Regions from separate parts of the Homo sapiens genome. Here region 2 is linked to region 1. Evidence: chromatin contacts called from ENCODE Hi-C data. All regions are on one chromosome and are shown on one strand. Each heading gives the region's core, a stretch centred on a gene start or an enhancer-like site at or near the end of the contact. The rest is flanking DNA. Distances are from core to core; before and after follow the strand shown. Region 1 has its middle 56 kb from the start of LBH. Region 2 overlaps EHD3 (EH domain containing 3).

Region 1 (3,767 bases), core at 913-3,412:
AAAAAAACTCCAATCTGACAATCTCTGCCTTTTAAATGGGATATTTACACCATTTGAAGGTAATGTGATTATCGATATGATTATTATTAAACTTACTATCTTGCGCTTTGTTTGCCATTTGTCTCATCTGTTTTTGTTACCTGTTTTTTTCATCTTCATCCTCTTTTGAGGTAAATTATTTTTTATAATTCTATTTTATCTCTTTTATTGGCTTATTAGTTATATCTGTTTGTCTTGTGTTTGGGATGTTTGCTTTAGCGTATATAGTATACATCTTCAGTTTATCACAATTCATCTTCAAAATATAGGATGGCAATTCATTTACAACACAAGAACCTTACAGTATACTTGCATTTACACCCTCCCTTCCTGGCCTTTGTGTTATTCTTGCTAGCCATTTTACTTGTGCATATAAACCTCACAATACATTGTTATTATTTTTGTTTTTAATGATCAATTGCCTTTTAAAGACATGTTAAAAATAAATTTGTTTTTAATATTTACCACATATTTATTATTTACAGTCTTTTCATTCTTTTATGTAGAACAAAACTTCTATTTGATTTCATTTTCTTTCTGTCCAAAGATTCTCCTTTAACTTTCTTTAGGATTAGTGACCAATTCTTTTAACTTTTGTATGTCTAAAATAATTAGTTCACCTTTTTTTGCAAGATATTTTGCTGTATATAGAGTTCTAGGTTCACGGTGTTGTCTTTCAGTTCATTAAAGAAGTTGGTCAACTGTCTTTTGGATTGCATTGTTTCCAACAATAAGTCTGCTGTTATTTTCTTTGTTCTTCATGCCCGTGTCCTGGCTGTTTTTAAGGTTTTCCTCCTTATCTCTGTTCTTAAGCAATTTGATTATGTACACTGGTGTTGTTTTCTTCATGTTTCTTGTGCTTAGGGCCCATCGAGCTTCCTAAATATTTTTATCAAATTAGAAAAAAGCATTCAGCTATTATTTCTTTTTTTTTTTTTTTTGAGAAAGAGTCTCGCTCTGTCTCCCAGGCTGGAGTACAGTGGCACTATCTCAGCTCACTGCAAGCTCTGCGTCTCGGGTTCACAACATTCCCCTGCCTCAGCCTCCCAGGTAGCTGGGACCACAGGCACCCACCATCACGCCCGGCTAATTTTTTGTATTTTTAGTAGAGACGGGGTTTTACTGTGTTAGCCAGGATGGTCTCGATCTCCTGACCTCGTGATCCGCCCACCTCAGCCTCCTAAAGTGCTGGGATTACAGGCATGATCCACTGCGCCCGGCCTTATTATTTCTTCCTTCTATCTCTCTATTCTTTTTGTGGGGACTGCAAAAAGAATTATTATATGTTATTGTATATAAGCTATATGTTATATTATCTTGCTTGAAGTTGTTCTGCAGCTCACTGATGCTGTTTACTGTTTTTCTTCAGTCTGCAGTGTCCAATTCATTCTTATTCCCATCTAGTGTGTTTTTCCATCTCAGACATTAGAGGTTCTTGTTTGTTTGTTTTAATCTCTACAAGTTTGATTTAGGTCTTCTCCTTTAAATATCTACCACCATCTCTTTAATATGCTCATGCATTCCTCTGTCTTCTCCATAAATATATGGAGTATATTTACCTCATTTAAAATACTGTTCTTGTCTATTCACCTGTGTCATTTCTGTATCTATTTCTATTGATTGATTTTTCTCCTCTTTATATTGTTTTCCTAGTTCTTTGACGCCTGATAATTTTTTATTGGATGCCAGATTAGTGCTGAATGCTAGGTTTCTTCTTTAAATGCTTTTGAGTTTTATTCTGGGACTCAATTAAGCTACTTGGAAACAACTTGATTTTTCAAGACTTGCCTTCAAGCTTTTTACCTGGGTCAAAGCAACTTTTAATCTAGGGCCAATTTTTCCCATTACTGGTCCAGGCAGCGAGGTGCCATCAATGATTTTTAAGCAAGACAGAGACATGATAGAATTTGCATTTAAGAAAACCACTCTGGCAGCATGAAGAAGATAGAGGGAAGAGATGGGAAGGACAGAGAGAGACCTAAGGCAGAGCTCACTGTTTATTCAGCCCAGGTAGTGAAGAAGGCAGGAGCTCAGGCTGCAGCCACTGTGGGGGTCTGAAATATCAGGATTGGAATCAATGGTGCTTGATGTGGGTAAAGTAAAATGGAGAAGGGTGAGTCTGAAATAAGCTGAGGTTTCCTCATTTCTGGGGGTTTCAGAGGAAATGAGATCCCACAGGAAGCCATTAACAGGGTTGCCAGGAGTTTCTAATCCCCCTTTTGTGAGTCTCTCTTTCATTACCAGGGGGCTGATGGCAGGAAGAAGAAAAGTCAGGACCACATAACCTAGCACTGCCCCTTTGGGTATCTGTGGGCCTTTTTCTCTGCTAGCTCAAAAGAATGTCAGTGTCCAAGACCCTGAGTATTGGTGATTTCTCCTGCTTATGACATCACAGACTACCTTCTGTTCAAGGAAAAAATTTCTCTCTGTAAGTGTACCATCTGGTGTCTGGTAGAGCTTGGCAAATTAGAGTCTTTTATAGCACTGTGTTTTTATAATGTGACATGAGGCCTCAAAATTACATTAATATCTCCAGTGCTGCAATTATATTAGTCCAGGGTCAAGTCCGTCTCTCTAATGAAACAGTGTTGATGAAGAATTTCATTCATAAAATGTTGAAATGGCCTCCCCAGCTCTCACTGAGCTAGCCAGAGAAATTTCCTCTAGGCCCATAGAGACTATGTTTAGTCTCAATCTGTGACCCATCTTCCATCTCCATTTTCAGAAGAAAGTGTTCCTTCATAAGCTAGGTATCATTTCCCCTTTTCTTTGATGCACCAACATGTTTTCTAGCAGGAGATCCAAGAACGTTCATCAAGTGTACGTTGAAACCATGAAACCTTTAGGTTTAAAGTGCACTTTGTCCACACCAGGGTAAAGAAAGAGTTAAGTTTAAAAAAAAAAAAAAAACCAAAAAGGAAAGTTTGACAAGTGAGACTCATTCACTTCCTCTCTCTCTAGCTCTCCTGGTTGTGAATTTGACCAAGAGTAAACTTAAGTGTCTTCAATTAACCCTTCCAAGTAAAAGAGTGCCTCCCCTGCTTCCAAGGGCCCAGGAAAGCCGTGAACTTGGGTTACTTGCAGGGGCTGTTGTTTCCCTTGGAATAAAAAATGTTTGAGGCTCAAACCTGACAGCCGAAGAAAAAGGGAATTATGAACATAATATCACAGTTTATACACTTAGCAAGTTTTGAGAGTGTTCTCTCATTTCCTCTATTTTCTGTGTGTCTTTCACACATGCATGCACACTGAAATAAGCCAGCCTAAATATATTGGCAAAGTCACACTCAGGGTGTGTTGTAGTTCTTAATTGAAGCCATTAGAAAACAAAAAACCAAAACATTCACTGACGACAACAGAGCTCCTCCTCAGGATTAAACTCTCCTCTGTTTTAAAAGGAAAAAAATCTGAAGCAAAGGGTTAAATTATTTGCACAATTAATGTCCTACAAATCATCTGAAAAAAATGCGAGCCCTAAGTCTGCCTTCCAAAGCTGGGAAAATGCTAACTATGGTCTCTGTCTCCAAACAGGCAGCTTTTAAATGATCCTAAATACCAAAACATGCCCAGGCTCTATTTCTTCAGTGCTGAAGCTGAAATTTACAACATAACCAACCTCAAAACATTTGGTTTCCAGCAGTGCCTGGATATGTCCAAGCCTGATTTTGCACAAGTCTAGGGTAAAAGAACAGAGGAATCCAGGAGAAGCAATAAATTGGGTGGACTAG
Region 2 (3,767 bases), core at 339-2,838, 970 kb after region 1:
GCCTTTCTCTCACCCTCTATAAACCTCCATTACCTTGTCAGCATAGGACTCAACACTGGCTGCCCTGGCTGCCTTAGCCTGTTCTGAGCCATTGAGCCAATATATTGGGGCTGAGATTTGCTGGACAGGTGAGAGGGAGCTGCAGCCCAGTCTTGGTCCTCCCAGCAGCCCCTCCTGTGGCCTGCACTGGCACAGCTAAAATCCAGATTGGGGAATAAGGAGCAGCAGAAGGCCAGAGGCCTGGCAGGGAGTTGTGGAGGGTCCCTACTGCCCTCCTGCTGTGAGCTGTTTGCAGAGGTGGGGGTTGGGGATTTTCTTAGCCCTCTGGCCCCTCCCTACCCACAGCTCTGAGGGACTGCCTTTGGGAGGTGACAGCAGCCTTGCCATGCGCTGTGCTGAAGGGAAGATAAAAATAGGCTGGAGCCATCCCTGGGAAGGGAAGGATGGACAGAGGGATGTAGGAAGGAGGGGAGTAGTGCGGGCTGCAGGCTTCACCTGAAGTGGGAATGCTTAGGCTTCCCGGGCTCCAGTGAGGAGCTGGCTGTGCCTGCGTGCCAGGGAGGGAGGGAGGGAGGCAGGGAGCGGCCAGGTGCAGAACGGCTGGATGGCTGACAGCTGGGTCATCTGGCCTCACGACTTGCCAACTGTTTGACTCTCTCCTCTCTGAACCTCAGTTTCCTCCCCTGGAAGTGAGAACGATACTCCTCGCGCTGCCTGCCTCAGAGCGTGTCGTGAGGGTGACATGAGATAATGACATGAACATCTTACCGTCTGCAGCAAGCACTGAACTTCGAGTTGGAGGCTAGGGGTCGTGTCTCATGGGTGGTATTGGCTGAGTCACTTAACTCCTAGAGTTTGCGTGAACATCTCCGAGGGAGGGTTGATGATGCCCCTGCCCACTGGGCAGAGCAGCCTCTGAAGCACTTTCCTGGGCCTTGTCTCTGAGCCGAGACAGGACACCTGTGTTCAAAAGAGAAGGCAAAATCTAGTTCACACCAGGCCCTCGATGACGCACCCATCAGGAACTATCCTCAGGATGGCACCTGGAGATACTGGGCCAGCTCTGCCCCTTCCTGAGCCTCAGTTTCCCTATCTGTAAATCAGGAAGTTGGACCATTGATGGCTAAGCTCCTCGTAGCCTCATAGGTCTACGCCACAGGAGCAGGGGGAGAAGGCTCAGGTGTTAGTTGAGCTGTATATTCATTGAGCAGCTGACAGATCTTGGAGAAAATCACATGGCAATGGGAATGCTTGGAAGCACTTCATTTACCAAAGACAGAGGAGCTGAAAATGGAGTAGTACTGGCATCCGGGTAACCAAAGGAGGGTTTGACCTTCCTTTGTTTGTTAGAATTCTCTTACAGCCACCAGGGAAACATTACAGGGGTCCTCCAGGAAGCTTTAGGGCAGCAAGTTTTCCCGACCGTCTGATCCCATCCCCCTACCCCCTGTGGCAGTGCCTCCACACGTCCTAAATATGTACCCCACTGGGTGTTCACTAGATGCCACAGGGTGGGGGAAAGGCTTTTTAAACCTAGCTCCGTTGGCTCCATTCATCCTCATCCCCCACCCCATCGATGCCTGCTACTTAGTCTGAAATGACAGCCTTTGAAAGTGAAAGCCAACTCGGTGCAGTGGTTCATAGCACTGACTCCAGGGCTACCTTCCTGGACTTGAGTCCCAGCCCATTGCTTACCAGCTGGGTGACCTTAGACAAGTTCCTTTATCTGTTTGTATCTCTGGTTACTCCTCAGAGAAGTGGGGCTGATATTAGTGTCTAATGACCCTACACAGAGTCATCGTGAGGATTAAAGGAATGAATGATTATAAAGTACTTAGGTCAGTGCTGAACACCTTTTGAATGCTATTGTTATTTTTATGGGCCAGTGGTATTCAAAGTGTGGCCCTTGGACCAACAGCATCAGAATCTCCTGGGAGCTTGTTAGAAATGCTCTGCGCCAGACCTACTGAATCAGAAACTTTGGGGATAGAGTCCAACCATCTGGGTTTTAAGAAGCCCTGGGGGGATTCTGATGGAGGCTAAGTCAGGACCCCTGTTAAAGACAGTCAGAGCTTCTTAAGTCTGACTCACTCACAAGGCAGTTGCCTGATGATCTTGCCTGGTCTCTAGCCTCCCTCTGTGAGGCAGGGCAGGCTTTTTCCTAATGATTTGGTTTCCCATTCGATGGTGGCAATGAGCTTTGGGTCCCCAGTGTGTGTCACCTTGGAACCCTTGTGCTATGGGGAGCCAGGATGGTTGGTCACTTTAGTACCCAAGAAAGGGCTCCTACCTTGGTGCCAGAGGTATGCCACGGGGGAGTGGCAGGAGGAGAGGCTGAGAACCCTGCTCAGACTCAGAATGGGAAAGCCTAACACCTCCATCTTCATGCGACTGCTGCTGCTCATGGGCTGTGTGCCCTTCGACAAATCACTTGACTTCTCTGAGCCCCACTTCCTTATCTCTTGTCTTCCTATTTTATGTAAGAGGAGCCTGAGACACAGAGGTAAGACCTACTGGGGCTCTGGGTGTCAGTGAATGTATAGACTATTGGTCCACCCTCCTACTTCAGCTCCTACTGGATCCACAGCTACTTGGGATTGAGCAGAACAACTTCTCTGGGGCTCCTGTAACCAGTCTGACCTAAAGCAGCTTAGTGCTAGATAACCAAGATGCGGGTGGCCAGAGTTCCAGTCACATCCTAAGGAAGAAACCCCTTGTGGTTTCAAGAGTTGGGAATTTTGTGCTGCAGCTGATTACAAAGGAAAGAGCCTGAGTGAGAACAAGATGTTTTTATAACAAGAATTGCAGATTTCTTCCAGACCAGTGACAGGCATGGTCTGAACCATCATCAGTATCTACTTTTTAGTGTTTCATTGTTTTCAGACCTTAGAAAGAATTTCTGGGTCTTTGTGTCAGATTAGGTGTCCAGACTTTCTTTTCCAGCGGGCTGCTAAATACAGTAAGCACGGATAGGGGAGCTGGTATGGAAATAATGACGTTAATAAGAGTTACTAGGCCAGGCGCAGTGGCTGGCTGGGGGCGGTGGCTCACACCTATAATCCCAGCACTTTGGGAGGCCAAGGCAGGCGCATCACCTGAGGTCAGGAGTTCAAGACTCAGCCTGGCTAACATGGTTAAACCTGTCTCTACTAAAAACACAAAAATTAGACGGGCATGGTGGCGCATGCCTGTAATCCCAGCTACTCGGGAGGCTGAGGCAGGAAAATCACTTGACCCCAGGAGGCAGAGGTTGCAGTGAGCAGAGGCAGTGCCACTACACTCCAGCCTGGGTGAGAGAGCAAGACTCCGTCTCAAAAAAAAAAGTAACTAGCATTTACTGAGCACCTACTAAGTGCCGGATTCTAAGAGTATTTAATCTTCATAGTTCTATTAACTAGGTATTCATATTATTTTAGTATTTAACAGTATTTTTAGACGAAAAAAATTCTATGAGACATTGAGTAATTTGCTGGAGTCCAAACAGTTAAAATGTGGAGGAGCCAGGATTTAAACTTAGATCTGACTCCCAAGACTGTGTTATTTCTACCACACCCGACTGCTTCTCCAAACCCCTACCCTATACCCCAAAGGCCCCAGCCCCTGATTGTCCCTCTGCCGGCAGGGTATGACTTTGCAGCTGTCCTTGAGTGGTTTGCCGAGCGGGTTGACCGCATCATTCTGCTCTTCGATGCCCACAAACTGGACATCTCTGATGAGTTCTCAGAAGTCATCAAAGCCCTCAAGAACCACGAGGACAAGATGCGAGT

Evidence for each region. Hi-C counts contacts between places; a loop is a spot of excess contacts on that map. Pooled maps may share reads with other maps.
Region 2: a map of OCI-LY7 shows a loop between it and region 1 (3-fold over the local background). The contact joins two enhancer-like sites. A Hi-C loop is called at or near these places in 1 of 168 maps with a recorded cell type or tissue (OCI-LY7), 1 of 37 single-sample maps with no recorded cell type and 2 of 50 pooled maps.

What each region holds. Positions count from the first base shown.
Region 1 is chr2:30,285,174-30,288,940 of GRCh38, forward strand. No RefSeq gene overlaps it. Among named protein-coding and RNA genes, the nearest start is that of LBH, 56 kb to the left of the region's middle. RefSeq lists an enhancer at 2,940-2,989. Within about 2 kb of position 2,163, at least 3 of the 41 ENCODE cell types and tissues checked have a DNase peak (open chromatin) inside an H3K27ac peak, as active enhancers do; they include OCI-LY7, where a contact is called at or near this core.
Region 2 is chr2:31,256,888-31,260,654 of GRCh38, forward strand. It overlaps EHD3 (EH domain containing 3), which reads left to right. Exons shown (of 6, transcript NM_014600.3): 4 at 3,623-3,767. LOC124905983 (a long non-coding RNA gene) reads right to left here. Exons shown (of 4, transcript XR_007086270.1): 2 at 769-960. Among named protein-coding and RNA genes, the nearest start is that of EHD3, 25 kb to the left of the region's middle. RefSeq lists enhancers at 1-147, 233-282. Within about 2 kb of position 1,589, at least 2 of the 41 ENCODE cell types and tissues checked have a DNase peak (open chromatin) inside an H3K27ac peak, as active enhancers do; they include OCI-LY7, where a contact is called at or near this core.